Regions from separate parts of the Homo sapiens genome. Here regions 2, 3, 4 and 5 are each linked to region 1. Evidence: read pairs that join two places in POLR2A ChIA-PET (ENCODE). Cell type or tissue: HepG2. All regions are shown on one strand. Links, peaks and the distances in the headings refer to the core of each region. The heading gives the core; the rest is flanking DNA. Region 1 holds the start of CEACAM1 (CEA cell adhesion molecule 1). Region 2 overlaps CXCL17 (C-X-C motif chemokine ligand 17). Region 3 holds the start of CXCL17 (C-X-C motif chemokine ligand 17). Region 4 overlaps LIPE-AS1 (LIPE antisense RNA 1). Region 5 overlaps LIPE-AS1 (LIPE antisense RNA 1).

The links. Peaks named below come from ENCODE experiments on the same cell type or tissue, not always from the same donor. Only the 100,000 strongest peaks of a DNase experiment are listed, where the experiment ranks them.
Region 2: POLR2A ChIA-PET joins it to region 1 with 10 read pairs; 7 of 35 experiments call an interaction of 5 or more read pairs at or near these places.
Region 3: POLR2A ChIA-PET joins it to region 1 with 28 read pairs; 15 of 35 experiments call an interaction of 5 or more read pairs at or near these places.
Region 4: POLR2A ChIA-PET joins it to region 1 with 21 read pairs; 18 of 35 experiments call an interaction of 5 or more read pairs at or near these places.
Region 5: POLR2A ChIA-PET joins it to region 1 with 50 read pairs; 18 of 35 experiments call an interaction of 5 or more read pairs at or near these places.

The regions. Positions count from the first base shown.
Region 1 is chr19:42,527,719-42,532,433 of GRCh38, forward strand. It overlaps CEACAM1 (CEA cell adhesion molecule 1), which reads right to left and starts at 763. Exons shown (of 9, transcript NM_001712.5): 1 at 593-763. The coding sequence starts at 656. The region is part of intron 2 of LIPE-AS1 (LIPE antisense RNA 1); the gene reads left to right. RefSeq lists enhancers at 771-840, 1,063-1,925. In HepG2, for the core only: CTCF peaks have their summits at 1,723 (motif pointing left) and 2,004 (motif pointing right); DNase peaks (open chromatin) are centred at 823 and 1,713; H3K4me3 peaks cover 1,676 bases.
Region 2 is chr19:42,436,065-42,440,779 of GRCh38, forward strand. The region is part of intron 1 of CXCL17 (C-X-C motif chemokine ligand 17); the gene reads right to left. All of the region lies in intron 1 of LIPE-AS1 (LIPE antisense RNA 1), which reads left to right. Among named protein-coding and RNA genes, the nearest start is that of CXCL17, 4.5 kb to the right of the region's middle. RefSeq lists silencers at 2,453-2,632, 4,311-4,400. In HepG2, for the core only: CTCF peaks have their summits at 2,541 (motif pointing right) and 4,450 (motif pointing left); DNase peaks (open chromatin) are centred at 2,537 and 4,447; H3K4me3 peaks cover 39 bases.
Region 3 is chr19:42,441,693-42,446,407 of GRCh38, forward strand. CXCL17 (C-X-C motif chemokine ligand 17) reads right to left here and starts at 1,254. Exons shown (of 4, transcript NM_198477.3): 1 at 1,062-1,254. The coding sequence starts at 1,140. All of the region lies in intron 1 of LIPE-AS1 (LIPE antisense RNA 1), which reads left to right. In HepG2, for the core only: no CTCF peak of the experiment used is centred there; a DNase peak (open chromatin) is centred at 2,379.
Region 4 is chr19:42,453,423-42,458,137 of GRCh38, forward strand. The region is part of intron 1 of LIPE-AS1 (LIPE antisense RNA 1); the gene reads left to right. Among named protein-coding and RNA genes, the nearest start is that of CXCL17, 13 kb to the left of the region's middle. In HepG2, for the core only: no CTCF peak of the experiment used is centred there; a DNase peak (open chromatin) is centred at 2,450.
Region 5 is chr19:42,448,199-42,452,913 of GRCh38, forward strand. All of the region lies in intron 1 of LIPE-AS1 (LIPE antisense RNA 1), which reads left to right. Among named protein-coding and RNA genes, the nearest start is that of CXCL17, 7.6 kb to the left of the region's middle. In HepG2, for the core only: a CTCF peak has its summit at 2,442 (motif pointing right); a DNase peak (open chromatin) is centred at 2,353.

The DNA of each region.
Region 1 (4,715 bases), core at 7-4,006:
GAGACCCTGGGTATTCCCTTTCTGACCTTTTTCTGCTCTGTTCCCTCCAGGGCTCTTGTCAACACCTGACCTCACATTCTAGATCTCTTTGCTTGTCTGTCTTCCCCACCCATGAGAGCGTGAGCTCCGTGAGGGCAGGGATTTGTGTGATGTTGGTTGCACCCCAGTGCCTGGGATAGGCTGCAGACTCCTGTGGATGAGTTAGTGAGCATTCCCAGGGCTCTTCATGTCCTGGGGTTTATTTGCCAATATCTGAGGTTGGTGGCTCAGGGCTCTGTTTAATGCCCCTTTTAAAATGTTTTCCTTAATTGTCACGCTGACTTAAATTGTGATTATTGTCAGCAGTTTTTGAAATTTATTGCTCATTGATGATTCAGTTGGAAAAGGTAAAAAATGGGAGATTGTTTATTCACTAACAGTTTCAGATCACTGAGACTTTCCTTTTATGATCTCTATCCCTTTCATGTCCTCTCTCCTATTTGGCTCCAAGAGAAGCCCTCTGTCCCCTCTTAGAGCTCCATCCTCCCCAGAGGACCCTAGCCATTCTCTGTGCGCCCTCTTTCCGCCCCTTCCCAGGGTGTCCTCCCCTCACCTGTGAGCAGAAGCCCCTGCCAGGGTACACGCACTCTGTGAAGTGGGGCTGAGAGGTGCCCCATGGTGTCTCCTGCTGGCCCTGTCTTCACCTGTGGAGGAGAGCTTGGGCTCCAGGAACGCTTCGAGCACGGCTGCTCTGTCACCTCTGCTGTTTTCCACTCTCTGTGCTGAGCCTCCTCCCTGGGGCCCAGAGCTTTGTCTGATCATGTGTGCTGGGGCGGGGTTTGTCCAGGAAGCTCTGTTTCCTCTCCTCTCATTCCTACCTTTGTCCTTACTTTCTCTTTCCTTTCTGTCTACATTTTGGTTTCCCAGACCACACTTTGAGAATCAAGGCTGATGAGACCTCTGTCCCCATCAGGGGAGGAGGATCCCCCCTCTCCAGCACTGACCTCTATTGTGTCCTGGCTATGGGTCTGTCAGCAGCACACAGAGAACCCTGGCATATCCAAATGTGGTAATTATTTTCTTTGCAACACAGTGAGCTGCCAGGTCTCCCCATGCTCTTCAGTGTGCTGGGAAGGTAGGAAGACACCCAGCAGGAAGGTGACAGAGGTGGCTCTGGGGGATGGAAAGGGGCTCACTGGGGGATGACTGGGGAGGGACCAGCCCTCTGTCTCTAGTGTCACCAGCCTGGCCTCTAACCCAGGGACAGAGACCCAAGTCCAGGGGTCTCAGGTGGAGCTGCAGCTCCCGGATATGGAGGGGGAGGTGTCCTGTGTGTCCTGGGAAGAGAGGACTGTGATAGAGGGAGGTGGGTGGCTCTGGGCTCTACTGTCCTTGGGGAAGACTTCAGGGGGACCCTCCCTCCCTTGAGCTGAGGCTCAAGGCCTGTCCATGTTCTCCCTGACCATCCTGGGTGGTCTCTGTCCTCTGCGAGGCTGATTGTCCTGTGGTCACCGCACCTTCCCCACAGGTGGTGCCAGGAGGGAATGGGGAGCTGCACAGGGACCCCTCACAGAACAGGGTCCTCAGAGGACCCAGGAAGGGACAGAGCAGGTACATGGGAGGGCCTGGAAGGGTGTTTTGGAGCAAGGGATGGAAAGTGGGCTCTACCTTCACCTCCTTAGCAAAGCCAGGTTCATGACCAGGGGAATGTTTCCTGAGTGTTGTCTGTGTGCAATGTCTCCCCCTGGAGGGCAAGACAAGGCCTGCAGCCTTGTCAAGGGCTGCCCCAGGGATGCTGACCAGGGTCTACATGATGTGAGCTGGCCCTGACCCCTGGGCAGATGTGGGCTCTGACCTCCAGGCTTCAAGGTCAAGTCACCCCAGGTCCTGTTCACTGCGGGTCCCCAGGCTGCCCAGCTCCATGCGGTGCAGGATGAGCCCAGGGAGAGGACGTGAGTTGTCCAGAGGACTTCTGTCAAGATTGGAGAGAACTGTCCACCAGGGGGATGGGCTGCCTTAGAAGGAGCCATCTGTCCCAGAGGTTTGAAAAACAAAAGCAAAAACAAAACAAAACAAAAAAACAAAGGCCCAGTGAGGTGCCTTTGGGGGCTTGAGAATGAAATCCTGTCACATGTGGCAACATGAATGGAAGTGGGCTAGGAACAGAAAGTTAAACATCACATGTTCTTACTAATATGTGGAACCTAAAAACAGTTGATCTCATGGAAGGAAAAAGTAGAACAGAGCATACCAGAGGCTGGGAAGGGTAGAGGAAGGGAGGGACAGGGAAAGATGTGTTAAAGGATATAAAATTACAGCTAGATAGGCCGGGCACAGTGGCTCATGCCTGTAATCCCAGCACTTTGGGAGGCCGAGGCGGGTGGATCATGAGGTCAAGAGATTGAGACCATCCTGGCCAACATGGTGAAACCCCGTCTCTACTAAAAATACAAAAAATTAGCCAGGTGTGGTCGTGGGCACCTGTAGTCCCAGCTACTTGGAGGCTGAGGCAGGAGAATCACTGGAACCCGGGAGGCAGAGGTTGCAATGAGCCAAGATTGCACCATTGCACTTCAGTGTGGCGACAGAGTGAGACTCCATCTTAAAAAAAAATAAGGCCAGGCGCGGTGGCTCACGCCTGTAATCCCAGCACTTTGGGAGGCCGAGGCGGGTGGATCATGAGGTCAGGAGATCGAGACCATCCTGGCTAACAAGGTGAAACCCCGTCTCTACTAAAAATACAAAAAATTAGCCGGGCGCGGTGGCGGGCGCCTGTAGTCCCAGCTACTCGGGAGGCTGAGGCAGGAGAATGGCGTGAACCTGGGAAGCGGAGCTTGCAGTGAGCCGAGATTGCGCCACTGCAGTCCGCAGTCCGGCCTGGGCGACAGAGCGAGACTCCGTCTCAAAAAAAAAAAAAAAAAAAAATACAGCTAGATAGGAGGAGGAATAAGTTCTAATGTTCTATACCACTGTAGGATGACTACAGATTTTTTTTTTTTTTTGAGACAGGGTCTGGAGTACACTGCAGCCTCAACCTCCTGCGATCAGGTGATCTTCCTGCCTCAGTCTCCCATGTAGCTGGAACTATAGGTGCACGCCACCACGCCTGGCTAATTTTTTGTTTTATTTTTCAATTTTTTTTTAAATAAAGAGACAGGGTATCACTATGTTGCCCAGGCTGGCCTTGAACTCCTAAGCTCAAGTGATCCTCCGCCTAGGCCTCCCAAAGTTCTAGGATTACAGCCACCATGCCCAGCCAAGTGTTTTGATTTTTTTGTAGAGACTGATCTTATTATGTTGGTCAGGCTGGTCTCGAGCTCCTGGGCTCAAGCAATCCTCCCGTCTCGGCCTTCCAAAGTGCTAAGATTATAGGTGTGACCCACTGCAACCGGCCTGACTATAGTTAACAATAATATATAGTTCCAAGTAGCTAGAAAGGGGATATTGAATGTTCCTAACACAAAGAAATGCTAAATGTTTGAGATGATGGATATGCTAATCACCCTGACCTTATCACTGTACCTTATATGTATCACATCGCTATGGACCCATAAATATGTACAATTATTAGGTGTCAATTAAAAAATACAATTAAAAAAGTCATTTAGAGCTAAATCATGATGTGAAATGTTGTTTTCTTACCTCTCATCTCATGACAACACTTGGCAATGGCAAAACATCCTCAGGAGTTGTGGCTGTGTGCTTTACTGCACAGACCAGTTTGTTTGTGAGAATGTGTCACCTAATGCGAGTGAACCTACATGAGATCATCACCCTTCCTGGGGGACCTCAGAGAAGAACTGAGAACCGCTGGCTCAGGTGTGTGGAGGAGGTTGCAGGTGAGTCACTTGCTGGAAGGAAGGTCTGTGGGCCAGCTTGAGGAGGAATCCATTTGTAGAGGCCACTGGATGGGGCCACCTGGGCCTGGGTGAAGAGGGCCTGAGGGCACAGGACAGGGGGAGAGAGAAGGTGGTGCACATCGTCATGCAGGCAAGTGCTTTAAGTGTCTCTTCATTCATTCATGGCAGGCAACTCACACTTTAACATAGCAACTCAGCAAATAAAATGAGGATATTGACTGGGCGCGGTGGCTCATGCCTGTAATCCCAGCACTTTGGGAGGCTGAGGTGGGTGGATCACCTGAGGTCAGGAGTTCAAGACCAGCCTGGCCAACATGGTGAAACCCCGTCTCTACTAAAAATACAAAGATTAGCTGGGCGTGGTGGTGGACACCTGTAATCCCATCTACTCTGGAGGCTGAGGCAGGAGAATCGCTTGAACCCAGGAGGCGGAGGTTGCAGTGAACCAAGACTGCGCCATTGCATTCCAGCCTGGGTGACTAGAGCGAAACTCTGTCTTAAAAAAAAGAAAAAAAAATATTTTTTCTACTTAGTTCAAGTTCCTAAAAAGGTCTCCAGATTGCCAGATTTCCCTGGAAGCAGGTCAGGGAATGGTCCCCATTAAGAACTATTGAAATACATTAACAAAAAATAAAGACAGATAGAATAGCTGAAACAGTCTTGAAAAAGAAAACTGGAGGACTCACATTTCTTTCTTTCTTCTTTTTTTTTTTGAGATGGAGTTTCACTCTTGTTGCCCAGGCTGGAGTGCAATGGCACGATCTCAGCTCACCGCAACCTCCGCCTCCCGGGTTCAAGCGGTTCTCCTGCCTCAGCTCCCGAGTAGCTGGAATTACAGACATGCACCAACATGCCCGGCTAATTTTTTGTATTTTT
Region 2 (4,715 bases), core at 502-4,501, 91 kb before region 1:
AATAAAATATTTCTCCTTCACTAGACTCTGAACCATTGGTTCAGTAGTCATTCAGGTACGTGGTTCCTAACACATGGTAGGCATTTGGCAAATGTTTGTTCAACACGTGGATGGATAAGTTGTTTGGAGAGGACCCTTAGAGATCATATGGTTCAATTCAGGCCTCCTACTTCCCAGACTTCTGCCACACAGATGGAGGGGGTTGCGTCATTTCCCCAAGGGCTGCTTTTCCAATGTTCTCATGTGCTGTTTTGAGTGTTATCAAAGTAATTTAAGCAGGCATAGGTCCTGCCATTTAAACTTTTCTAACATTTTTACTCTTGCCTGACCTCTACTCCTAGTTCCAGAGAAAAACCACAGAATATTAGACCTTGAAGGAAATCCCAGAGATTATTTAATTGAATTCCTTAATTCTGAAGTTTTTTTTTTTTTCAGTCTAAATGTAATTTAACTGTTGGAGAAAATTTTGAAAGTACAAACAGAGAAATTATTATTCTTACCAACTGTTGGTATTTTGGCATATTTGTTACCTACATATGCTTTTTATTAATATAGTGATAACCATAGCATGTAAACACATTCTCTTTTTCCATTCATAGGCATGTTGCTGTGTCATCTTCATAACACATTTTTAATGAATGCATAATACTCTCAATAATTATGTGTTCCAAATTATTTAACTGCTTTCCCATTGCTGAATATTTAGAAAGTTTTATTTTTTAGATGTTGGTAAATTTCTTTGTTCTTGTAACTGTTTTCCAAATTTTAGATTATTTTCTTGAGAGAGAGTTCCCAAAGTGGAATTACTGGGTCAAAAGTTAAGAATTGCTTTCAGAAGAGCTATACTAATGTTTAAATTTTTTTTCATTTAATTATTTATTTATTTTTTTTGAGACGGAGTCTCACTCTGTCGCCCAGGCTGGAGTGCAGTGTTGTGATCTCGGCTCACTGCAACCTCTGCCTCTCGGGTTCAAGCAATTCTCCTTCCTCAGCCTCCCAAGTAGCTGGGATTACAGGCACCCACCACCATGCCTGGCTAATTTTTGTATTTTTAGTAGAGGCAGGTTTTACCATGTTGGTCAGGCTGGTCTTGAACTCTTAACCTCAAGTGATCCGCTCCCCTCGGCCTCCCAAAGCGTTGGGATTATAGGCATGAGATGCTATGCCTGGCCACTTTATACTTTTTCTCTAAACAAATTTATTTTGCAAAACATCCTCATCCTATGCAATATTATCTGTGAAATTACAGGTTTGATGTATGCTTAGTTTTTTCCTAACATGCATTGGAATAAACACATAAATATTAAAGTAAAAAGAAGCTTATTTACTTTCCACCTAAAATCAGTTTTGGGAACCACTGATACAGTGGCATAAGCATGCACTTTATATCCACATAGGCCTGGGGTCAGCTACTGGCTCTGTCACTTAACTGTCGACTTGGACAAGTCACTTGGCTTCTATGATCCTTGATTCCCTGATTTGTGAAAGGAGGGTGGTAAAATCCTCCTTGCAGAGTTGTTGGGAATAAGTGAGCTGCTGTGGGAGCCCAGTGTCCAGGCGGGTGTTGAGTACATGATGGTTATCATTGTGTTTATTGCTGTGGAATTCTGGTTATTTTCCAAAGTGAGTGTCTATGCTGGAATATTGGGCTTGTGGCTTTCTGCTGATGTGGATGTGTAAAGAAGTTACTTCCACTTGTTAGGATTTGTGGTGCATCTGTCATTATTTTCACTTCCCAGATCCACTACATATTTGCTTTGTGATTTTGGACAAAGTTGTGTAACTTTTCTGTGCCTCATTTTCCTAATTTGTAAGATGTGGTTAATAATATTCCTCCCTTATCCACAGGGGATGCATTCCAAGACCCCCAAGATACTTCAAGTCTCAGATAGTACCAAACCCTATATATATATTTTTTCTACACATATACACTTACGATAAAGTCTAATTTATGAATTAGGCACAGTAAGAGATTAACAATAAGATAGAACAATTTTAAAAATATACTGTAATAGGCCAGGTGGGGGCTCACACCTGTAATCCCAGCACTTTGGGAGGCCGAGGCAGGCGGATCACGAGGTCAGGAGATTGAGACCATCCTGGCTAACACGGTGAAACCCCATCTCTACTAAAAATACAAAAAATTAGCCAGGTGTGGTGGCGCACGCCTTTAGTCCCAGCTACTCGGGAGGCTGAGGCAGGAGAATGGTGTGAACCCAGGAGGCAGAGCTTGCAGTGAGCCGAGATTGCACCACTGCACTCCAGCCTGGGCGACAAGAGACTCTGTCTCAAAAAAAAAAAAAAAAAAAAAAAAAAAATATATATATATATATATATATATAAAATACACACACACACACACACACACACACATATATACTGTAATGAAAATGACGTGAATGTGGTCTCTCTCTCTCTTTGTCTCTTTCTCAAGATAACAATATTTTTGGACCACTGTTGGCGGGTAACTGAAACTGCGATTAAGTGGGGACTACTGTACATGAGTGTGCGTGTGTGTTATTTCCCAGCTCTGACCACTAGAGGGCCTAGAAGCACCAGCACCTACTAGCAATGGACCTATCAGTCAGTGCCCATAGTCTGTAAATATCATTCTCCCATGAAAGGAACTAGGGCTTCCAGGAAAAATAGCTGATCCAGGGCTGGGGCAGAAAAACACAAGAGGAGCCCAAAGCTTCTTGTGGTGTCAGAAAGTAAGGAGCTGCTCAAAAAATGGTGGAGATGTGTCTAAAGGTCACAGAAGCCAACTAGAAGGAGCTCCCAATGGCCAATTTTGGGACAATATGAGCAACATAATAAATAATGATAGTAGTGGATTCCAACCCATAAATACTCATGAGTCCATGCTGATATAAATAAATAACTGAACAAATAAATAAATAAGGAAGAGGCTAGGCATGGTGGCTCACGCCTGTAATCCCAGCACTTTGGGAGGCCAAAGTGGGGGGATCACTTGAGGCCAGGAATTAGAGACCAGCCTGGCTAACATGACAAAACCCCGTCTCTACTAAAAATACAAAAATTAGCTGGGTGTGGTGGTGTCTGCCTGTAGTCCCAGCTACTCAGGAGGCTGAGGTGGGAGGATCGCTTGAGCCCAGAAGGTGGAGGCGGCAGTGAGCCAAGATCACACCACTGCACTCCAGCCTAGGCAACAGAGCAAGACTCTATCTCAAAAAAAAAAAAAAAAAAAAAGAAAAAGAAAAAGGAATAACTCTTTCTTATGGCAGAATTCCGATTAAATAAATGTAGAAGGAACAATGGAAGTAGAAAATCACTATTTGGCCAACACCACAGTAATAATTCTTTATAGGAAACAATCATCCATAGATTCTAAAAGTTAATATTAAAAGTATGATGATGCCATAACTGGTGAATAACAAGAAAAAAAAAAGTATGATGAGAAGAAACAGGCTATTTACATATTTCCAAAGTGTCTCTCCACAAGATACTTATTAATTACAATAAGATGAATAGTAACTTTACAGTAGAGAAACCTGGCAGACACCACCTGAACCAAGTGCTTAAAGTGAACCTCATCAGTAATGAGAGATATCGACATCCTGGGGCTCTTGCTGGGATGTCCAGAGAAGGATACATCACTTCTGAAGTATTCTTGCCCAAAATGTGTAGCCGGAAATATCAGACAAACCCATATTCAGGGGGCATTCTACAAAACAACTGGCTAGAACTCTTCAAAAGTGTCAAGGTCCTGAAAGAGAGGGAAAGACTGAGAAACTATCCCAGGTTGGAGGAGACCTAGGAGATCTGACATTTTATTCAGTGGGATCCCAGATTGGAGTCTGGAGCAGAAAAAGGACATGAGTGGGATGATTAGCAAGATTTGAACATTTGTAGATTAGTTAATATTATGGTATCAGTGCTAATCTCCTGGTTTTGATAATTGTATTATGGTTACATAAGATATTGTTTGAAAACAATTGGATGAAGGCTGTACTGGAACTCTATTTTTACAATATTTTTCAAAGTCTGAAAAATGAAAAGTAAGAAAAAGTAAGAAATGCATTAGATTTGTGAGGACAAATGAGATAGTAAGTGTGAAGTGATTAGAACAATGCTTGTGATATAGGAGTTCTTAATGTGTCTGATATTATAAGTAATTTTATAATTAAATAATATTATAATTAATGAATAATCTGTTATTTTAAGTAATTTATTTCCTAATGACCTCATATATTCTCACTTATTTCTATTTCCCTTAACCCTGTGAAAAGCATATTGAGCATGTATGTGATTAAGAGATAAAATAAGATTAGACTTTATTCTGAGATTTATTTTGGGGATGGAGGAGCTATTATTTCCTTTAGCCACTAAGTAGCTCAGACTCAGGCCTGCACTGCAAAACTTTGCTTGGCTGGGAAACAAGATTTGAGCCCGGCCGCCACCCACTCGACGTGGTTTGTGATGGCGCCCCCTGGTGGCGCAGGGAGCTTTCCCCAGTTCCTCACCCTCGTGCTTTAGGAGCGACTTAGAAACTACTCAGTCCATTTATTAAACCCTTTCTAGGACACGCTGCGGATCATTTAATCTTCACAAGTGTGTGTGACAAGTGGTATTTTCTTCATTTTAAGATGATAAAACTGAAACTCAAAAAAGTGAGGCGACTTGTCTAGGGTTGCAAAGTGTGTGGCAGAGCCAGGATCTAGGTCCCCCTGACTTCCAAGCTGAGTGTAAAGGTC
Region 3 (4,715 bases), core at 490-4,489, 86 kb before region 1:
TGTAACATAGCCATTTCACCTCAAAGTGGCCTTTGGGGAGATGGTGCTCACAAGCGGAAATATACATGGGGATCAGGTCTTTTCTGCGTGGTTGCTCTGTGCAGGGCTGGGCCACTTTATAGTGAAAGCTGGAGCAGATTTGGAACCCCTAAGCTAAAGTCGGCTTCCCAAAATGTGAGCTGTTACAGCAGGGCTTGCTATGGATAAAGCTTCAAATATGGACACTACCTGGTGACAGGCTTTTTCTAGTTTATTACGTTACCAGTAAATAGCATTAAGACATGTTGGTGGCATTCCAGTGCACTGTAAAGAATAGAAGCAAGGACTTCCTGATCTTCTATAAAGGTACCATTGCCTTCAACACTCTCCCACCATCATCATTAAGTTTAGCCATGAGAATTATGTTACTCTTTTGGAAAAGTGTTGGGGGAGAAGGCATGGGAGCAAATCTTTGTTGAGCTAGTATATACATACATACGTACGTGTGTGTGAGGGGGATCAGCTACAATTGCAGATATCTTCTTTTCTTTTCTTTCCTTTTTTTTTTTTTTTTTTTTTTGAGATGGAGTCTCACTCTGTCACCCAGGCTGGAGTACAGTGGTGCCGTCTCGGCTCACTGCAGCCTCCACCTCCTGGGTTCCAGCAATTCTCTGGCCTCAGCCTCCTGAGTAGCTGGGACTACAGGTGCGTGCCACCAGGTCTGGCTAATTTTTTGTATTTTTAGTAGAGATGGAGTTTCACCGTGTTAGCCAGGATGGTCTCGATCTCCTGACCTTGTAATCCGCCCTGCCTTGGCCTCCCAAAGTGCTGGGATTACAGGAGTGAGCCACCGCGCCCGGCCAGTTGCAGATATTTTCACATACAATATCTCGTTTAACTCTCTCAACATTGTTTGGGTGTAAGTACAGTTTGCTGTTTTTTTGTAAAGGAGGAAACTGGCATTGAGAAAGGCTCACTTGCCCCATCCCCCATAGCTAAGAGAAGCTGCATTTTGATGTGTCTGTGGCCTGTTTTGCCACATTTCTCCCCCCGTTTTCCCCTTCATAGACAGTCTTGTTTACCTGGATTCAGGCTGCTAGAGACCATGGACATCAGCATTAGTGGCAGCAACAGGAGGAGGGAAGAGATTAGAACTTTCATCGCAACTGTCGGTGCAGCTGTAAGTTGCTTGAAGAATATAATGGAAGGTTCCCTGCTGGAGGCTCCTGATCCCTGGGGATGACTCAGGTCAGGATACTCAGCCTGGTGGTCTATGCTTTAGTCCCAGGCCAGCGTTCCCATTTGAGGGCGAGAACAGGTGAGGTGACGCTGTCTTGCTGTTACGTAACAGATTAGACCATGTGCTTTATGGGAATCTGGGAGGTGAAACTGGTCAAACAAAAGAAATTCAGCATTCTTAAGAACATAAGAAGGTGACTGATAACTTGGCAGCTGTGCCAGTTCTCTCCTGTACTCTTTCCCGCCTCCTCACACCCCAATGCCTCATGATTTCTTCCTCAAATCTTTTTTTCTTGCTTGGATTTCCTTATACCTTTCAATGACCCTCTCTATCTGAATATTTGGCAGGAAAGTGGATACTAAGTGTTGGTAGAAGAGACTTTGACAAGGTCTGTTTCCCCTCTGTGCTCCTGCTCCCATCCTTGGCAAAATATCGGCAATAGTAGTGTTGTTGCCTGGGAAGTTGCCCTGTCCTCTCTCTGTTCACAATTCCCTCCAATTCTGCAGCCACATAAGATGGCAGCAGAGCAGGATCCGGGACAAGAGGCAGCTCCCCTGCCGAGAACACCGCCCCTGGAGCAGTGGGTGACACCAGGCCTCCTTGTGTGTCCATCGGGAAGGTGGCCATGGCTTAGTTGTTCTGGTCTAAAGGGGAGGGAACTGGGTTGGGGGAAGAGACCCCCAGAGCTTTAGGTCTCAGAGGGTTTGAGAAACAGGAGCCACAGGAGGGAAGGAGCCCTGAAGTGTGTTTGCCCAGCTGCTGGGGCGCCTGGCTCCAGCCCTTGTTTGGAAATGGCCCCGGGCAAAAGAAGAAAGGTAATAATACTTGAAGTAAACATTAGGGGCATAGAATATCAGCACTCACTAAACTTGACATTTATTTGAGACTTTAGGAAATGTGCTCAAAGGGAGAGGAGAGGCTGGGCTTGAATGCTGGGTGATATTCATGGGGGCTGAAGGGAAGGCTAACAAGGGAGCCCTTTTTTTGGAAGCCTCCAGGCAGGAGTGAGAGCAGGGGGTGTGACTTTATTTCCCTGAGAGAAGGAAAGAGGAAAGGCATGAGTCAAAGCCCTTTGGTTTTGTTTGACCATTCTTTTTTCTCCACGTTTTCAAATTATCTCGGCCTGTTGACTTGTCACAGAGTTGATTGTGGACTTTGCTACTGCAGTGTTTATAAAGCACTGCAGGGGCCAGGGACTGCTATGACTGAGCCTGTGTCCAAGTTGAAGGCTCAGGGTGGGCCTAAGCTTGTTCTGATGCAAATCACTGATGTGGCTTCTTTCTGGAAAATTCTAAAACCAGGGAGATGACATCCATTTCATAAAGCCTAGAGATATGGGTGCAGTCATCTCTCAAAGTGGCAGGAGTGCAGGGGGACTGAGAGGGACTTGGTTGGGTGGAACTTGAGCTGGAGTTGGGGGAGGATTTGGGTTGGTGGAGGGCAGAGAGGAGGGCCGTGCAGAGCAGGGGCGTGTTGTAGGAGAGGTGCCTCCTGGAGCTCATTGGATGGGGATTTTAGAGGACAGGAGCTGTTCGTGTTCATTTTTGTATTGCTTGAACTTACACAGGGTCTGGCACTTTGGGAGTATTCTATAAATGACTGTTGAATGGAATGATTGTTTTGTAGCCCATTAACTGGGCCTGATGTATTAGAAAGTGTGCGAAAATGTAGCCCATTAGCAGAAAGAAAATCTTACTGAAAAACCATCCCATGTACAAATGGAGCCTGGTGCGGCCACTTTACTTATGCTGCTGAGTTCTGCATCAGTCCACACCCAGGCCACCGCAGGGGCCGGGAGCTCCTCCTCAGACCTACCTCCCGTGCCTCAGTCTCTTTACCCCTCTGTTCTTCCAGGTCCTGCTCCCTCTGGTTTCCCCTCCATGCACTTGGGGTGGGTGTTGCATCCTGTGTCCCATTGGAGGGGGCTTCCGGTCTGTTAGGTCTATTAATATAAAACACCCCCAAGACAAATGGACTTTTTTCTTGTTAACATCACAACTTCTTATGATGCATCTCAAGAACATTATTTGTGTCAAGAGTCTCTCTGATGTACAGAGGCCCTCCATTCCTCAGGAGGAGGTAAGGGGAATTTGGGAGAAAACACCGCCCTGCCTGGGTTACTTATTTCCCTATTCTACAGTGTACTTGGTAGACATTCAAAAATATTTGTTGACTTTGTCCATGATCCACATGGCTCTCATATAGTCATTTATTCACACATACATTCAGTGAGACTTTGAGCGCCTAGTGTGTGCCTGGTATTTACTAGATGGTGGATGCTGAGATCAGGTGTGCTGCTGTCTCTGAGGAGCTCTCACTATACAGTGGCACCTAGGGTGACCGAATCCACCTGCCCCACTTTACAGACATGGAAATTAAAGTGCAGGGAAGTTATAGGATTAGTTCAACAACACAGTCAGTAGCCTCAAAGTTACAGGAGTAAATCAAGTTTTCTGACTTGCTGGATTTTCTATTAGTGTGCAGCTACCTGGCTGCTGCAGGTGTAGACGTGGTGAGCTCCGATAGGAGAGAGGACGTTCAGAGTGAAATGGGAGCCCTGAGCACCCTGGATTAACCGGGAGGACATACCGGGTCCAGCTGTGACCGCACAAAGGACCATCAGGGATATTTGTATTCTCTTTTTCACTTTGAGCTTGAAATGAAGAAAACTGACCCCAGGAAACCAAGAGTGGAAGATTTTTCACAGGGGATTAGTGAGATGCGTCAAAAAGCCTGTGTTGGATGGGTGCCTGTAATCCCAGCACTTTGGGAAGCTGAGGTGGGAGGATGGCTTGGGTCCAGGAGTTTGAGACCAGTGTGGGCAACATGGTGAGACCCTGTCTCTATAAAAAGCTTTTTTGTTTCTTGTTTTAAAAAGAAAACCCTTTTCTGATGTCTGTCACGGTGTTTCTCACTGAATGGTAATGGTCTGACTTTGAGTGGGTTTCATCCATAGCCTGGAGCTCTGTGAGGCAGGGACCAGGTGTGATTCACCTTTGTCTCTCCAGTGACAGTACACAGCAGGATCCGATAAATATTTCTTACAAAATAAAACTGAATAAAAAGTAGACATCTGCACAGGTGTGGGATGACTAAGCAGCAGCAGGAGCAGGAAAAATCAGTCCCCCCAGATCAGCTGATACAGCGTTCAGCTTCTAGATAGGGGTGAGGTGCCAGGACGGGGATGGGGTTCCTGTGGCTCTGCTGCTCTGGGGAACACCCCTAGGATTCAGAGTGTAGGCTGTGGTTGCTGCACTTCACTTGCCCGTGGGAAAGTGAGCAGTGGGTGTGGGGCTTCAGGTGACCCTACGTGGGAAACGGCCGAGGGAAGATGGGGTAGGTGGCACATAGAGGTTGTTTTTTTATTTTTTTATTTTTATTTTTGAGACGAAGTTTTGTTCTTATTGCCCAGGCTGGAGTGCAATGGTACAATCTTGGCTCACCGCAACCTCTGCTTCCCAGGTTCAAGCAATTCTCCTTGCCTCAGCCTCCCAAG
Region 4 (4,715 bases), core at 221-4,220, 74 kb before region 1:
CCTGTCAGTGGCAATTAGGAGATCATGTCAGTCAGGCTTAGGATATTAAAATTATGTAGTATGTGCTTTCACTGGAGCAAAGGTTTCTCTGAAGTCTGGAGAGAAAATGGACCAGTAGGGCTGGACCCTTTACTTGGGGTCCTGCCTTCTCTTTTTATTGGACAGCAGCCTACTCAGCCATCACTTTCCCAATCAGGGGCTTTTTTTTTTTTTTTTTTGAGATGGAGTCTCGCTCTGTCGCCCAGGCTGGAGTGCAATGGCACGATCTCGGCTCACTGCAAGCTCCACCTCCCGGGTTCATGCCATTCTTCTGCCTCAGCCTCCTGAGTAGTTGGGACTACAGGCGCCCGCCACCATGCCTGGCTAATTTTTTGTATTTTTAGTAGAGACGGGGTTTCACGGTGTTAGCCAGGATGGTCTTGATCTCCTGAGCTCATGATCCACCCACCTCAGCCTCCCAAAGTGCTGGGATTACAGGCATGAACCACCGCGCCCGGCCAATCAGGGGCTTTTTAACCTTCCCATTTTCCTATAAAGGATCCATGCCAATGTTCAGATATATTTATTGTGCCTGGAACTGGATGTTCTTTTAAAAAGTGAATCCCAGGGATGGCTTCCTAGCAGATTTCCAGGATTCTAATCTTCACTGTCTAAACTGTGGGTTTCCAACCTTGAATACTGATTAGAGTCGCTTGTAGGGCATTTAAAACCTACCAATGCTTGTGCCTTCCCCCAAGAGAGTGTGATTTGATTGATGCATGATGTGGCCCACGCACTGGTTGTTTATGAATGCTTCCAAGGAAAATGGTCATTTTACAGTGGGGGAACTGTAGCCCAGTGCTCAAAGTTAACATCTCCAGTAATCAGAGATACTGACATCTTAGGGCATCCTAATATGATGGATGGAGAAGGCGCAGCATCACCTCTGTAGTATTCTTGCCCAATGTATATAACTTTAGTTTCATCATGAGAAACAACTAGGAAAGCCCAAACCGAGGGTCATTATACAAAATAACTCACCAATACTCTTCGAAAATGTTAAGGTCATGAAGGCAAGAGAAATTCTGAGGAACTGTCCCAGATTAAAGGAAACTGGGAGGACAGAGCAATGAGATGCAATGTCTGATCCTAGATTGGATCCTGGTCCAGAAAAAGAACATTAGTGGGAAGATAAAGGGGATTTGAATAAGGTCTACAGATTCATTCATTGTACAGTATCAGTGATCATTTATTGATTTTGATGATTATACTGTGGTTATCTAAAATGTTAATATTTGGGGAGGCTGAGTGAAAAGTATATGAAGACCCTGACTATTTGTAGAAGTTTTTTGAAAGTCTGAAATTATTTCAGATGAAACTAAAGAAAGGAAAAGAAAGCTTCCAGGTAATTCTACTGAGTTGCCAAAGCTGAAAACCACTTCTCTAAGTTATCTTGCTTAATAATACTGTCAAGAGTAATCTTCCTGGAAATACCATATTGTTATGTTTGTGACCTTTTCAAAGCTTTCCAGTGATTGCTGTCATCTAGGATGAAGTTCCTGCTCCTTAGGCTACCATTTAAAGCCCCCATAGCATGGCCTCAATCTACTCCGTTGATCTACGTGGAAGGACTTAACCTACATTTTACTTTCTCATGCCTGAGCTTATTCTAATTCTTTTACTCCTTCCTATATAATACCCTTGCCTTCCTGTTCAGCCTCCTGAGCTGTTCTTTGTGCTATGGCCCATTTCAGACCCTGTCTCTTCATTGAAGCCTGTATAGTTATTCCTGTTAGAAGCAATCATCCTTCCTTTCTTTGAATTCTGGTAGGTACCGTGATGTGGAGTGAACCACGAGCTTTAGATTCAGAAATATGTGAGTTTGAATCCTTTGACAGTTCCACCTTTAACCAGTTCTGAGATAAGGGACAAGTTTATCAACATCTTGGAATAGAGGGGTAATAGAGTACCTGCATCAAAGGGTCATTGTGACCATTAGATCAGATGCAAACATAAAGGTCCTCAGCACAGCATATAGCAGATTCTTTCCTCAGCACTTTAATAGCTCAGTGGTTCCCAGAAAGTTTGTGGGTGGTGTGAAGGCTCTTATCAAAATTTCCTAAAGAGCCTTTTAAAAATATTTGCACCTGGTCATCACTAAGATGACAGATGCTCTTTAATGGAACTGAATGCTTGGGACTTTAAGAAATGCAACTGAGATTTTTTTTTTTCCCCCTTGGAACACAACTGAGTAAATAAGTGACCTAAGGGCAGAGGAATGTAACCCAAAAGAGGGAGAAGGAGGAACTGGGTTTTTAAGTAGGAAAAAGCTGTGATGCCTTCCACACCCACTCTGTTGCTGTCAGTGAGACAGCAGTGAGGAAGTACCACTCCCTAGTACAACTCCTTAAACCATGAGTCCTGAACAGCCCTTCACTAATCCATTCCCTGTCCAGATGATGTGTACCTGGATGAGTCAGATCCCCATGAGTCAATCATTCTTCTCCGTCTTCAGCTCCTCCATCCTCACCACTCAGTGCTATGTGCTATGGTCTGGCCCCACTTCCCAGGCCATTAGTATTGGCCTAAGAAAGCAAGACTGGGAGGGGCAACTGAGAAGGAAGTCAGAGGCCACTAGGCATGGAAAGAGGCAGGTGGGGCTGTCATTGCTCAAAGGCCACACACTCTGGGTGTGTTTTATGACTGTTCCTGGATTTGAAATCTTTTCCCCTTTGTGATCATTCCAGAGACTCACCCTCCTCCTGCTTCCTTCTCATCACACTATCTGTTCCTAGTGCATCCCTTTTACGGCCAGAGAATGGCTGTACAAATAGTTAACAATTCAGTAAAAGTTACAGCTGAGCACGGTGGCTCACACCTGTAATTCCATCACTTGGGAGGATGAGGAGGGCGGATCACGAGGTCAGGAGTTGAAGACCAGCCTGACCAACATGGTGAAACCCCATCTCTACTAAAAATACAAAAATTAGCTGGGTGTGGTGGCACGCACCTGTAAGCCCAGCTACTCAGGAGGCTGAGGCAGGAGAATTGCTTGAACCTGGGAGGCGGAGGTTGCAGTGAGCCAAGACTGTGCCACTGCACTCCAGCTTGGGCGACAGAGCGAGACTCCATCTCAAAAAAAAAAAAAAATTACTTTTTGGGAGAACTGGGAACCTGGCCTTCCTTTTTGCCAAAAGAGATTGAGGTCCATAAAAGCCAGCTTTTATTCCGGGCTGTGCAGTTGTGAGTGTGGTGTTAGGGAACAGGTACATAAGTGAAGGGTAAGACAGAAAACAAAATGCTGGCTGTTTGTCAAATCCTGAGAGTAGAGGGGACAAAAATCATTCTGAAAGGTGGATGTCATTCAGGACACCTTGGAAATCTTAGGGTGTCCTCGCCCAGATGGGGAGGAGGATGAGGTTAAATTATGGAGTTGAGTGACACTTGGTACATTACTAAACTTCTCTGCTTCAGTTTTTTTTTTTTTTTTTTTTTTTTTGAGACGGAGTCTCACTGTGTCGCCCAGGCTGGAGTGCAGTGGCATGATCTTGGCTCACTGCGCGCTCCGCCTCCCAGGTTCATGCCATTCTCCTGCCTCAGCCTCCGGAGTAGCTGGGACTACAGGCGCCCGCCACCACTCCCGGCTAATTTTTTTTTGTATTTTTAGTAGAGATGGGGTTTCACCGTGTTGGCCAGCATGGTTTTGATCTCCTTACCTCGTGATCCGCCTGCCTCGGCCTCCCAAAGTGCTGGGATTACAGGCGTGAGCCACCATGCCTGGCCCCTGCCTCTGTTTTTTTAATCTGTAAAAATGGGGATGGTGACACTCAGGATTCTTTGAGAGGACTGGAGCTACATGGAAACCCCTTGGGATAGTGCCTGGCGGATAGTGAGTGCTGCATCAGTGTGAGCTATTATAATTATGGGAATAGACAAAGGTGTCACCCGGGGCATCCAGAGTGAGGAGGTATTTTCCAGTCAGAGTCCTGGGAGGCCAGCTGGAGATGAAGCTGGTGAAGGGGGAGGCTTAACCTCCAGGAGTGGAAGGATTGGGAAGGAGTAACTCATGCATAACATTCTGTGAAAATACCTTTACCCAACAGCAGGAATACGCACAGTGGGTGTGGCTTCTGTCACAATTATTGTCCCTGGGGTCTAGGAATGTGAAACCCAAGCCTAGAAACAGGCTTCAGGGGTGCCTTGCAAATTAGCATTCATCTTGCCAAAGGAAAATGTTCATCTTGTTAAAAGAAAGCATTTACGTGCTAAAAGAATCCCTTCTTGTGGCCCAGGTCATTATTTTTGTCTTGGTACTATCCTTTTTTTTTTTTTTTTTTTTTTTTTTTTGAGAAGGAGTCTTGCTCTTTTGCCCAGGCTGGAGTGCAGTGGTGGATCTCAGCTCACTGCAAGTTCCACCTCCCGGGTTGACACCATTCTCCTGCCTCAGCCTCCCAAGTAGCTGGGACTACAGGCGCCCGCCACCATGCCTGGCTAATTTTTTTTGTACTTTTAGTAGAGACGGGGTTTCACTGTGTTAGCCAGGATGGTCTCGATCTCCTGACCTCGTGATCTGCCCACCTCGGCCTCCCAAAGTGCTGGGATTACAGGCATGAGCCACCGCGCCCGGCCTGTACTATCCTTATTTACAAGATGTAAAGAGAAAGACTGGGCTGGGCTCAGTGGATCACGCCTGTAATCCCAGCAGTTTGGGAGGCCAAGCGGGGGCGGATTGCCTG
Region 5 (4,715 bases), core at 412-4,411, 79 kb before region 1:
GCAAATTGAATTTTGGGAGTAAGGTAAACTAGTGTGCATGTGCCTGTCCAATTAGCAGGTAGACACATGTAGGCAGAGGATCCACAGAGGAAGAAGAGACCTTGTGCAAGGCAAAACTGGAAATGCAAAGTAAAAAGATGAGAAGGAATACTAAAAGAGGTGTCTTGCACTCAGACTCCTAGGGATCCAGCTAGGGCGGCAGCCATCAGAGGTTGTAATGGGGACTGATGGGGTAACTGCATAGAGGGGGAGGTTCGATTTTCATGGTGTATGAGAAAACGTTGAGTGTCTACGAGCAACCTTTCACTGTTATTTACAGGGCTGGGTATAAGCAAACAAAAAGAGGGCCTGGGAGGAGAGTCTGACGAGCAAGGGGAAGGTAGTCAAGGATGGAGTGAAATACAGGGTAAGTGTCTTCCTAGGAAATAATAACTGCTAATGTTTTTAAGTTTGCCAGTATTGATAGAGGGCTTTTCTGTAATATGGAGCTGGGAGGCCCCAATTGTTTCAGTGATATGTGTAGTTGGGCTTTGGAGATGAAGAGTGAAGGAACACGGAGAAGGTGAAAGGTTACCTAGGGGAATTCCAGTGGGTCTTTGCCAAGAGATACATAAAGGAGTGGCCACAGGAATAGTAGTTTGTGTTGTGAGGGGTCCAAATATGGGGGGAGTAGAATTAATATAAGGAGAAAGATTTTTTAAGTAAGTGCGGAGAAGGGCGGCAGCTTGCTGATGTGAAATGTCTGGGGAGGTCTTGCTGGACCTGTCTAGAAAGTAAAGAATTTCTTTAGGAGGGTTAAGGTGAGGGCTGTTAAAGGAAGTTCGGAGGTGTAGGGAGACAGGAGATGTTGCTTAGTCTGTATGTAAGGCGGGGACAGCTGTGTAGGCACAGGAAGAAAGGGAAATGCAAAGCCAGCAATTGTTCTCTAAGGAGGGATCAGAGACGGCTAGGAGAGAGTGAATGAGACTGATAGTGTGGTGGAGATAGCTGGGGAGAGGTAGAGGGTGGCATAAGAATGGGAATGAGAATAAGAGTGAGTATAAAAGTAAAGAATAGAACTTCATCAGGGTGGAAGTATTGGAGGGTGCCCTGCCAGCAAAGATCATCTATCCACTCTAAGAGGGAGTTAAGAGTGGCAGTTTGGGGATAGCACCAGGAGATATCCACTGTGATGGTTTGGAGGAACAGTGTAAACTGGCAGTGTAAACAAGAGCAGGGCATTTATGAGTAGTTGAGAACGGTGAATAAGAGTATGACTAGACAGAAGATAGTAGGGATGACAAGTTTTTTGGGGTGCAGTCCAAGTAGTGGGGGTGACTGCATAAAGCCCTGTTGCAAAAAGTAGGGTAAGGATGAACAGACCTAGTAGAATGAAGGGACGTATTAGGCTCATGAGGGTTATTACTGTTCTTCAGAAATACAAGTGAGTTTAAGGGAAGTAGGGGAGAGTACTTGCGACTTCCAGGAGGAAGAGGAGAGATTAGGCTGGCTGTTTGATGGACACAGCTTTATTCTGGAATGGTGAACCCAATGGGGAGGATCCTGCAGGCGGACAGCAGTTGGGGTGCTAGAGATGACTAAGTAGGGTCCAGTCCATTGAGGTTGTAGAGTTTGAGGGGTCAGATTCTTAACAAGAACGGGTTGTCCAGCTAGGGTGTCTTCATATGGCTGGGAATCTGGAGTAGGCAAGAGAAGATTAGCAGCCTGGGGAATTTCCTGTCTAGCCTGCTGGAGGCCTGGAAGATAGTTGCCTAGAGGGCCGGTGTCTGGGACAAGGTTGGGGCCGAGCAAGAAAGTGTGTCCATGTAAAAGTTCAAATGGACTGTACCCTGTAGCATCTCGAGGACAGGCTCTAATTCTGAGAAGGGCAAGAGGTAAAAGTACTGTCCAGTCCTTTTTAAGTTGGAGACTGAGCTTGGTGAGGTATGTCTTTAAAAGACCATTAGTCCGTTCTACCTTTCCTGAAGATTGAGGGCGGTAAGGGGTATGAAGTTTGACTTATTTCAGCCTACAGAGAGTAGGATGAGAATTGGTGAGTGTGTATCAGACACATTTTGGCTCAGGATGGAAAAGAACTGTCACAGTAAAGTAAGTTTCCTTGGGAAATTACAAGTTTACTGGTGGAGTTCAGGCCTGAGCTGGGTGTCTGAAAATACCTGTTAGAGTGATTTCTAAGGTTACAAGGGCAGAGCTTGGCTTGAAACTAGGTTTCCCACTGATACCACATATTAGGTATTATACAAACTGTCTTTTGCAATGAGACACGGCCCTATGATGCAGGCTGAGCTCTCTGACAGTTACTTCCTGTCTTTGTGGGCGATTGTGATTTTATCTCCTTTGTGACCTGGACTTTACCTCCTACCCTTTGCTCTTGCCAGCCCTCCCACTTCCTTTACTGGTGACAAGGTTTAAGTGCATTTACTGATGATGGTCACAAGGTGGCAGCACTGCCTCACTGGTGTTTCCTAAGACCTCTGCTTGGACGTGGGCCAGTCTAAGGTGCTGTTAGGATTAAGGGCATGAATGAGGCTAAAGGTAAACTTTATTTTCCTTTTTTTATCCTGTGAAGTAACAGAATTTGAGGTGAGTGTGAAGTAATTGCATTTGAGAACTGGAAGTGCCATGTGTGGTGGCTCATGCCTGTAATCCCAACACTTTGGGAGGCTGAAGCAGGAGGATGGTTTGAGCCCAGGAGTTCCAGACCAGCCTGGGCAACATGGTGAGACCTCATCTCTACAAAAAATAAAAAAATTAGCCGGGCACGGTGACACATGCCTGTGGTCCCAGCTACTTGAGAGCCTGAGGCAGGAGGATTCCCTTGAACCCAGGAGGTCCAGGCTGCATTAAGCTATGATCCTGTCACTGCGTTCCATCCAGCCTGGGTGACAGAATGAGACTCTGTCTCAAAAAACTCCAAAAATGAATACAAAATTAAAAAGTCTGGTAGAAATGCTTCACAAACTTTAATGTGCTCACAGATCACCCAAAGATCTTGTTTAAATGCAGATTCTGATTCTTCTGGTGGGGCCTGAGAGTCTGCATTTCTTTTTTTTATGATTGGCATTTTCACAAGATTCTGCATTTCTAAGGAGCATTTGGACGATGTCATTGCTGCTGGTTGGTGGAGCACACTTTGAGTAGCAAGGCTTGAGTATCATTTAGAGATTAATTCTCACTGCATCTGATTTATGGATGGGGAGAGACTGAGGTGTGGAGATGGAATAGAGCTTGCCCTCCATAGCCATGCCCTCACCGCATGACTTTTTGCGTTTAAACCCAGGGCTTCAGCCTCTTTGTCCAGTCCTTGCCTCATGCATCACATGGCCCCTTCACTGTTGTTGGTGGCATCTCTTTAGCTTAGGAACTCAGAACCCCATTTTTATCACCCACTCTGGGCTTGGCTCAACATGTCACTTTGACTGGTTTTCCCCTTACTCAAAACCTTCACTGACTCTTCTGTAATTCACAAGATCAAGTTCGAATGTCTGTGTCCAGTGTTCATGCCTCTATAACATATGTATGATCCCCCTTTAGCAAGCTTACCTAACTTCCCTGGTTTTTGTTTTTGTTTTTGTTTTTGAGACAGAGTCTTGCTCTGTTGCCCAGGCTGGAGTGCAGTGGCACCATCTCGGCTCACTGCAAGCTCCGCCTCTCGGATTCACGCCATTCTCCTGCCTCAGCCTCCCTAGTAGCTGGGACTACAGGTGCCTGCCACCATGCCTGGCTAATTTTTTGTATTTTTAGTAGAGACGGGGTTTCACCGTGTTAGCGAGGGTGGTGATGGTCTCGATCTCCTGATCTCATGATCTGTCTGCCTCAGCCTCAAAAGTGCTGGGATTACAGGCGTGAGCCCACCGCGCCTGGCCACTTCCCTGTTTTTAAACCATCTCTTTCTGCTCTAGCTCTCCCTGTTCCTTCCTGTTCCCTACACATACTCTGTTCTGGTCTCTCTCAGTGGTAGTGGTGGTGGTATGGGCTCTGGTGTTAGACTCACTGAGTTTCTAATCCAACATCCACCAACAACCTTGGCAAGTTACTTCACCTTTTTGAGGATCAGCATCCTCCTGTGAAATAACCCCACATGGTGGTTGAGAGGAGTAAATAAAAAATCATCTGTACCTCATAAATATATATACCTACTATGTACCCCCAAATGTAAAAATTAAAAAAAAAGTAAAACGACATCTGCAAACCCGCTCTCATTCCTGAGACCCTCTTCAAAGCTAGCATCTACAGCAGTGCCTGCCACCTGGTTTCCTTGGCGTGTGTTTCTCCTTGTCTCTGCTTTCCTAAGGTTGAACCCTTCAGGACCTCACCTGAATCCCGTCTGTTCCATGAAACCTTTCCCAGCCATTCCTGACCCAGTTGATCCCTCGCTTCTATAAATTATTTTACCTATGTATGGGCATTTAATTACATGCCAGCCCTCTCAGTGAGACCCCATAGGGAGGCTGGAAGGGTATTGGATGTGTGCGAATTGAAGGTTAATTGAATGAATACTTTTCTTACTACCCACTGAGTGTTAGAGCTGCCGTCTCTTTTTTTCAGCTAGTCCCAGCGGCAGTTCCTCCTGCACCAGCTGCACCAGACCCTGGCAGGCATGTGAATACCTTAGGGATTGCTCTTGTCAGGGTCCTTCCTGCCTCTGGGTTTTGGTTAAATTGGTGTTTCCTTTTGCACGATATCAGTGGTCCCTCTAAGGGAGAGATTGATGA